Linked DNA regions of Homo sapiens: region 2 is linked to region 1. Evidence: read pairs that join two places in POLR2A ChIA-PET (ENCODE). Cell type or tissue: OCI-LY7. All regions are shown on one strand. Each heading gives the region's core, and the rest is flanking DNA. Links, peaks and the distances in the headings are about the cores only.

Evidence for each region. ChIA-PET counts read pairs that join two places held together with the same protein. Peaks named below come from ENCODE experiments on the same cell type or tissue, not always from the same donor. Only the 100,000 strongest peaks of a DNase experiment are listed, where the experiment ranks them.
Region 2: POLR2A ChIA-PET joins it to region 1 with 5 read pairs; 1 of 35 experiments calls an interaction of 5 or more read pairs at or near these places.

What each region holds. Positions count from the first base shown.
Region 1 is chr13:26,662,783-26,665,700 of GRCh38, forward strand. It overlaps WASF3 (WASP family member 3), which reads left to right. Exons shown (of 10, transcript NM_006646.6): 4 at 2,246-2,380. Among named protein-coding and RNA genes, the nearest start is that of GPR12, 97 kb to the right of the region's middle. In OCI-LY7, for the core only: no CTCF peak of the experiment used is centred there; a DNase peak (open chromatin) is centred at 1,229; H3K4me3 peaks cover 1,683 bases; H3K27ac peaks cover 2,220 bases.
Region 2 is chr13:26,781,632-26,784,549 of GRCh38, forward strand. No RefSeq gene overlaps it. Among named protein-coding and RNA genes, the nearest start is that of GPR12, 22 kb to the left of the region's middle. In OCI-LY7, for the core only: no CTCF peak of the experiment used is centred there; no DNase peak of the experiment used is centred there.

The DNA of each region.
Region 1 (2,918 bases), core at 120-2,619:
TCTGAATCTAAGATAAAAGTTGAAATTATTTTTTAAAAAACCGGGGAAAAAAGAAATGAAGTGCAGTGCACAGGGCCCTCTGTGTCATACACATACACATACACATACACATACACATACTTATTAGATTTTATCTTGAAATGACGAGGAGCAGTAAAGAATTTAAATAGAAATGACGTAGTCAGTTCTTTCTGTTAGATCATTTGGCAGCAGTGTGATGCATGGGTTCGGGGGTGGGAGGTGAATCTAAAAGCTATTGATGTAATTCAGGAGAGAAACGAGGGTCTGGGGCAAGATGGCGGTGGGTGTAGAAGGGACAAGACTTGGTGTTGAGTTAGCCGTAGAGAGAGGGAGCTGTCACAATGACACCATTTCTGGCTTGGGCTTCATTTTGGATGGTGGGTTCTTTTTAACATGGGGATGCAGGTTTGAGGTAAGGTGAAAAGGAGTTATATTTCAGCTTGTACAGGATTTGAGAATCTTAACAGACGTCAACATGGAGATGTTCAGTAGCTAGTTAGATAACAAGTCTGGAGCTCAGGAAGGTGTTCATAAAGCAATAAACGAGCATTAATTCTGGATGCTGCAGCTAGTTATAGTATTTTAAAATGTATATAGTTTGTGTGAAGGCTTTATTTTTTTGCCTTTGTGGAACCATTTTGCATATTATGGGAATGGGAACTGTTGACAGAATTTTAAGTGAACCCAGAAGACCATGCTGTGGATATTGAGCTTTAAGAGAAGCAATTTAATGCTTAGCTGAAAGCTGAAATCTGGGTTTTTCTCTCCTTTTTTGGTGGGGGATGGGGTACATGTTTATTGATTTATTCTTATTTTCTAAGAGGAATTCTTCTTGTTAAAACAGTTACACAGAATCTATGAAATTATACTAATTTTAAATTCATAAGAATTCATTCCCAGTGTCTAGGTGTAACCATTTAAGCAGTAAAATATTTTAGTCCATTTCATTAAGTAGATAAGAAATTATCGAGTGTTTCATGGCATGAAATAATTCATGAAGATTGCAGCCAAGGGAGTCCAGGGAGCTATGTGATAAAAGCAGAGAACTAAAAGTTAGAAGACCATATTTTTGTTTCATCTATTTCTGCCATGTACTAGCCATGGGATTTGGACGGATCACCTTTCTGATCCTCTGTTTAGTCAGCCAGAGAATGAAAACATTAACTTCCTGTTTACCTCCCGGGCTCACTTATTCATTGAACAGGTGTGTGCAGGAGGCATCACACAGGGCTAAGGCTAAAACATGGAACACACGGAGTTCACAGTCTCATGGATTATAGCAAAGAGTACAGAAAGTGGCTGTGAAAGCAGCGTATAAACTATAAAGCACCATGGGAACTTTAGGGTTATTCTTAACTCTAATGAAGTTTTCTTCCTGGGAGGTTCAGGTTCTCTCTCTCATTTGAGTGATAAACTGATAGAAAATGAAAATAAAAAGAAGTGGTAGGTATGTCTGTCAGAAAAGTTAAGGTGAGATGTGCCTTGCACACTCAGAGTAGGCAGCTATTTAATATTTGTTGCATGGATAAAGTAATGGTGTTAGGATTTGGAAATTCAGTGTAAGCAGATAATGATTCTTATCTTGCTTGCTGAATTTTCAGAAATGTTACATTTTAAGAAAAGTGGGAGTTATATCTGGCACTCAGAGGAATGTGGAAATGAGCCACGCAGAAAAATTTAACTCAGAATTCAAAATCTTGGTTTATAGAGAGTGCCTGAGTCAGCGCTATATACCTAGATTTCACAATATTAATTAGAAGAATTTAATGCCATTGGAAAGTGTTAGGCACAAATAAAATATCTAATGTTTCTGATTGTGAATGAGATAAAATCCCAGATTTAAAGGCCAACATGATAATTGAATTATCTTGAGGAATAAGTGAAAGTTTGGTTCCTGAGATTGTATTTACACTTAAAGCGTGAAAAATGAGAACTTAAGTTGCAGTTAGTGGGAAGCAACTTGAGCGATAGCTCATGTAGCAATAAAGATTCTATACTGTCTGGGATATTTTAAAATTCTACAACATTGAGTCAGTTTCAGATTTATATGAGTATCTCTAATAAACTTCAAAAGTTCTAAAGGCCTTGGACTGTGACACTTTATTTTCATACTCGTTTGCACAAAATCCCACATGTTGACAGGAATAAGCACTGGTGAGGATGTGTGAGGGCCGCTTCATCAGCTCCCTAACAGATGGCCTTCTCCATTCATTTTATTCTACAGGCAAACATGCTGAAGACATATTTGGTGAGTTGTTTAATGAGGCTAACAACTTCTACATCAGAGCAAATTCTCTTCAAGACAGAATTGATCGCCTTGCTGTCAAAGTCACCCAGCTGGATTCAACAGTGGAAGAGGGTAGGTAATTGCCTGAAAGCAGTGAGCTAGAAGTGATGTTGACAAGATGGTAGTAATTAATTGCAGTGTAATTACTGCTTTTTCCTTGGGATGGCATGCTGATATTTCATCTTGTCTTTCCTAGAAGAATAGCGAGGGGGAAAAACCTACAACTTTGTGTTAATTCACGATGAAAAGATTCATATGTGGTCTACCTCATAACTCTATACTCTTTTTTAAAAAATTACAAATATAGTATTTGTTTTAAAGGCTTCTTTGAATACAGTCAGTATTAGAAGCCCCAATTTAGGTTACTGACAGTTATTTTAAAAATAGTTTCTTACCTAAAACTTACAGAGCCACTCTAGAGATATGGTCCAACTGAGACAGTGTTACACATACCTTGTGTGACACAAGCACCTGGTGTTCTTAGGATTGATGCCTGTAAAATCCTGGTGATTCTGCTGATTTAAAAATTTTGTTAACCTTCTCAGAAATAGCATTTACCGAAAGCCTTTAGGCTGCAGGCTTTAAAATAATGTTAATGTCGACAAGCATT
Region 2 (2,918 bases), core at 177-2,676, 120 kb after region 1:
CATCTTTCTGATGGGGGGTATGGCTGGAGCCAGTTATGGCAGAATGAAGAGAAGTCACTGTGGGACAGGCTGCTCTCACACATTTGGGGTCCCATGGAGGGAAATGAGGCTCACATCCTCTTGGAGGACCCCACCCAAGAGCACTGACTGCTAGGACAAGGGATTTTAGCCCAATGAGCTAAAGGTATATTGCTGAGGTGTAGGTGCTACAGGAGTGGCCAAAATGGAGAAGCCCAAGAATGTAGCTCACAAAAGAGCACCAAAAGAAAAATCAAGGAAGAAAGAATGCATTTGAAAGTCTACCAATGCAGAAGGCAATGGCAGACAAGGGGGAGTATAAACAGCACTGGCTAATCATGAAGGTCCTTTGTCACTATAACCTCCATACTCCTCCCTCCTCCCCCATCTCATCTCAACTTTGAAGGAGACAGAAGTTATAGGAAGGGGATGAAGGTGGATCAAAGAATGTTATAAGTCAAACCAAGCATACCCCTCATTTTCCTAACTCCTGTTCTCCTGAACTGTGGTTGGGTATGAAAAGGAAAGAGAAGAGGTTGCTGATTATTCCTGTTGTTGAGTAGTTGGCTATCAACCTAATTATCTTTCCTGATTGGGATACATTGTGCCTCCTAGATCCATGGATTCACATTGTTCATCCATTCTGGAAAATTATCTCTTTATATACTGCCTTTCCTCCATTCTTTCAATTCTTTCCTTCTGGAACTCTGATTAGATGTATCTTAGATGGTCTCATTCAATATTCCACATCTGTTATCATTTCTTTAATAGTTTCCACATCTTTAACTCTTGGCTATATTCTGGATAATTTCTTTGGTTGCAATTCCTAGTTCACAATTGTCTCTTCAACTGTATCTAATCTGCCATTTGACCCATTCACTGAGTTTTTATTTCAATTAAGATAATTTTGGTGTTGCTTCTAGAATTTAGATTTTTAAAACTCCATCTGATTATTTCTAATCATTTCTTGCTGTTTGATAACCTTTGTGGTTGCATTTCTAATTTCTTTTATCTCTAATATGTGGCTATTCTATATCTTCTATCTGATGATTCCAATGTCTACAGCATTTGGCTATCTAAATCTGTGGTCTGTTGTTTTTGCTAACTCTCTCAGTTACAGTACCTTTCTCTTGGATTGTAAGTGCACTGATCTTAATCTGTGTGAGTATTGTGGGTCTAAACTGCGGTTTCCAGAAGCTCTCCTGCAGAGTATTTGCTTTGACTTTTGCCAGAAGCCTGGGTGCAATCATCAGCTGAAGATTTGTTTAGCCCCTGTTGTGAATTTAGGCTCAGTTTGAGAGTCCCTGACTCCTCTTCTCAGCCCTTTTCTGACTTATCTCCCATACGACTGCTGCTATCAGTGATTGCTGAGAGGGAATCCTTCTCCTTCCTCCTAGCTTCCTGCCACCCTGGCCTGATCCCTTGCCCAGCAAGTGGGTGTTTGCAGAGCAGGGTCAGGGGCCAGGACTAAGAGTAGACAGAGCCTGGGAAACAGGGAGGTCCCTGGTGTAAGGGGGACACTGGTTACATTTTGGGAGTCAGGCTTGAAGAACCAGGAATGCCGAAAGTCAAAATGGCAAAGTTCATAGCCTAAATGGCCAAAGGTCAGGAGTTCAGGGCAGAGATCCCAGAGCATCTGATTTTCAGGCCCATGTTCTTTGCACTTCATGTGCATCCTGTGGTGGAGCTGGCCCTGTGACCATGACCATGAAGGTGCAGAACTGTGCAGATGCAGCTCCTGCCAGAGCAAATGTGCAGGAAGGCTGGGCGCATGATTACTGCCTCTCCAGGACCAGCCCTACACAACCTGCCTCACTCTGGGAGCCCCCAGTACACTGGCCTCACAGGTGTGTGCAATCCCATGAAATGTGCTGTGGAGCTAAGAAGAGCTTCTGTGCCATGTCAGATGGAGCTCCTCTGACACTCAGCAAAACTTGTGCTGGGAAAAGAGTCTCAGGTTGCCCCAGAAGGCTCCAAGGCCTTCAGTTCAATGGCAAGGTGTAGTCTCACCTGGAATTCATTTAATTAATTCCTTGGGGGGAAGCCAAGGATCCCCTCCAGTTTTGGGGTTCCCACAGCTGTTTGTTGAGTGAGGGTCCCACAGGAGCCCATACAAAGCCTGGGCTGAGCTGAGAGGTGACCTCGGTGGTCTTCAGTTGGCTGTGACTCAATCTTACTGTGGAACGTACATTTCCATAGAACTAGGGCAGAAGTCGTTGTCAGAGTCACATAGGTGCCTTGAGGAAGGAGCCAGGACTTGAGACCCTAGGGCTGATGGATTCTCTTTGCTACCTGAAGCACGTACACACCAAGTATGGGCAAGCTTGTCTATGGAATTAAATCTGAATGTTGATGATGAAAGTGAGAATAAAAGCATAATATGAATTTTATGTATTGCTAGGGATTTTTTTTCTCATAAGAAGGAAAACATGAGCATATTCGTAAATATAGTTTTCTTACATCAGGACAGATGGATATGACCATTTGAATAAGATTGGAACCTTAGCTCTTAAAGCAGGGGATCGGCTTTCTGTCTTTAACAAACTCAGATATGCAGAGGCCAGAAAAGTAGGATCATTGTAGTTAAAAACACGAGTCAGCCACTGAAAAGCATCTCTCTAAGCAGTTGGATTTCAGCTGATTTGGTAAATATTAATATAGCCCTGTGTTTCATTTACTCTTGGATGCATAAAGCATCAAGTCTTCTTTTTCTTATGAATACTCTAAATTAATTTCCTGAAGACAATTTTAGAAGCCTTGTTTTAAAACGTTTAGGGAAAAATGTCTACCAAGGTGATTATTCTGCAGAAAGCCATATTCCTTTTGATGTGTATCAAGGCATGTTTAACTTGACTCGGTAAGTAAGCATTGAGCACTCTGGACATGAGAAATACAACAGT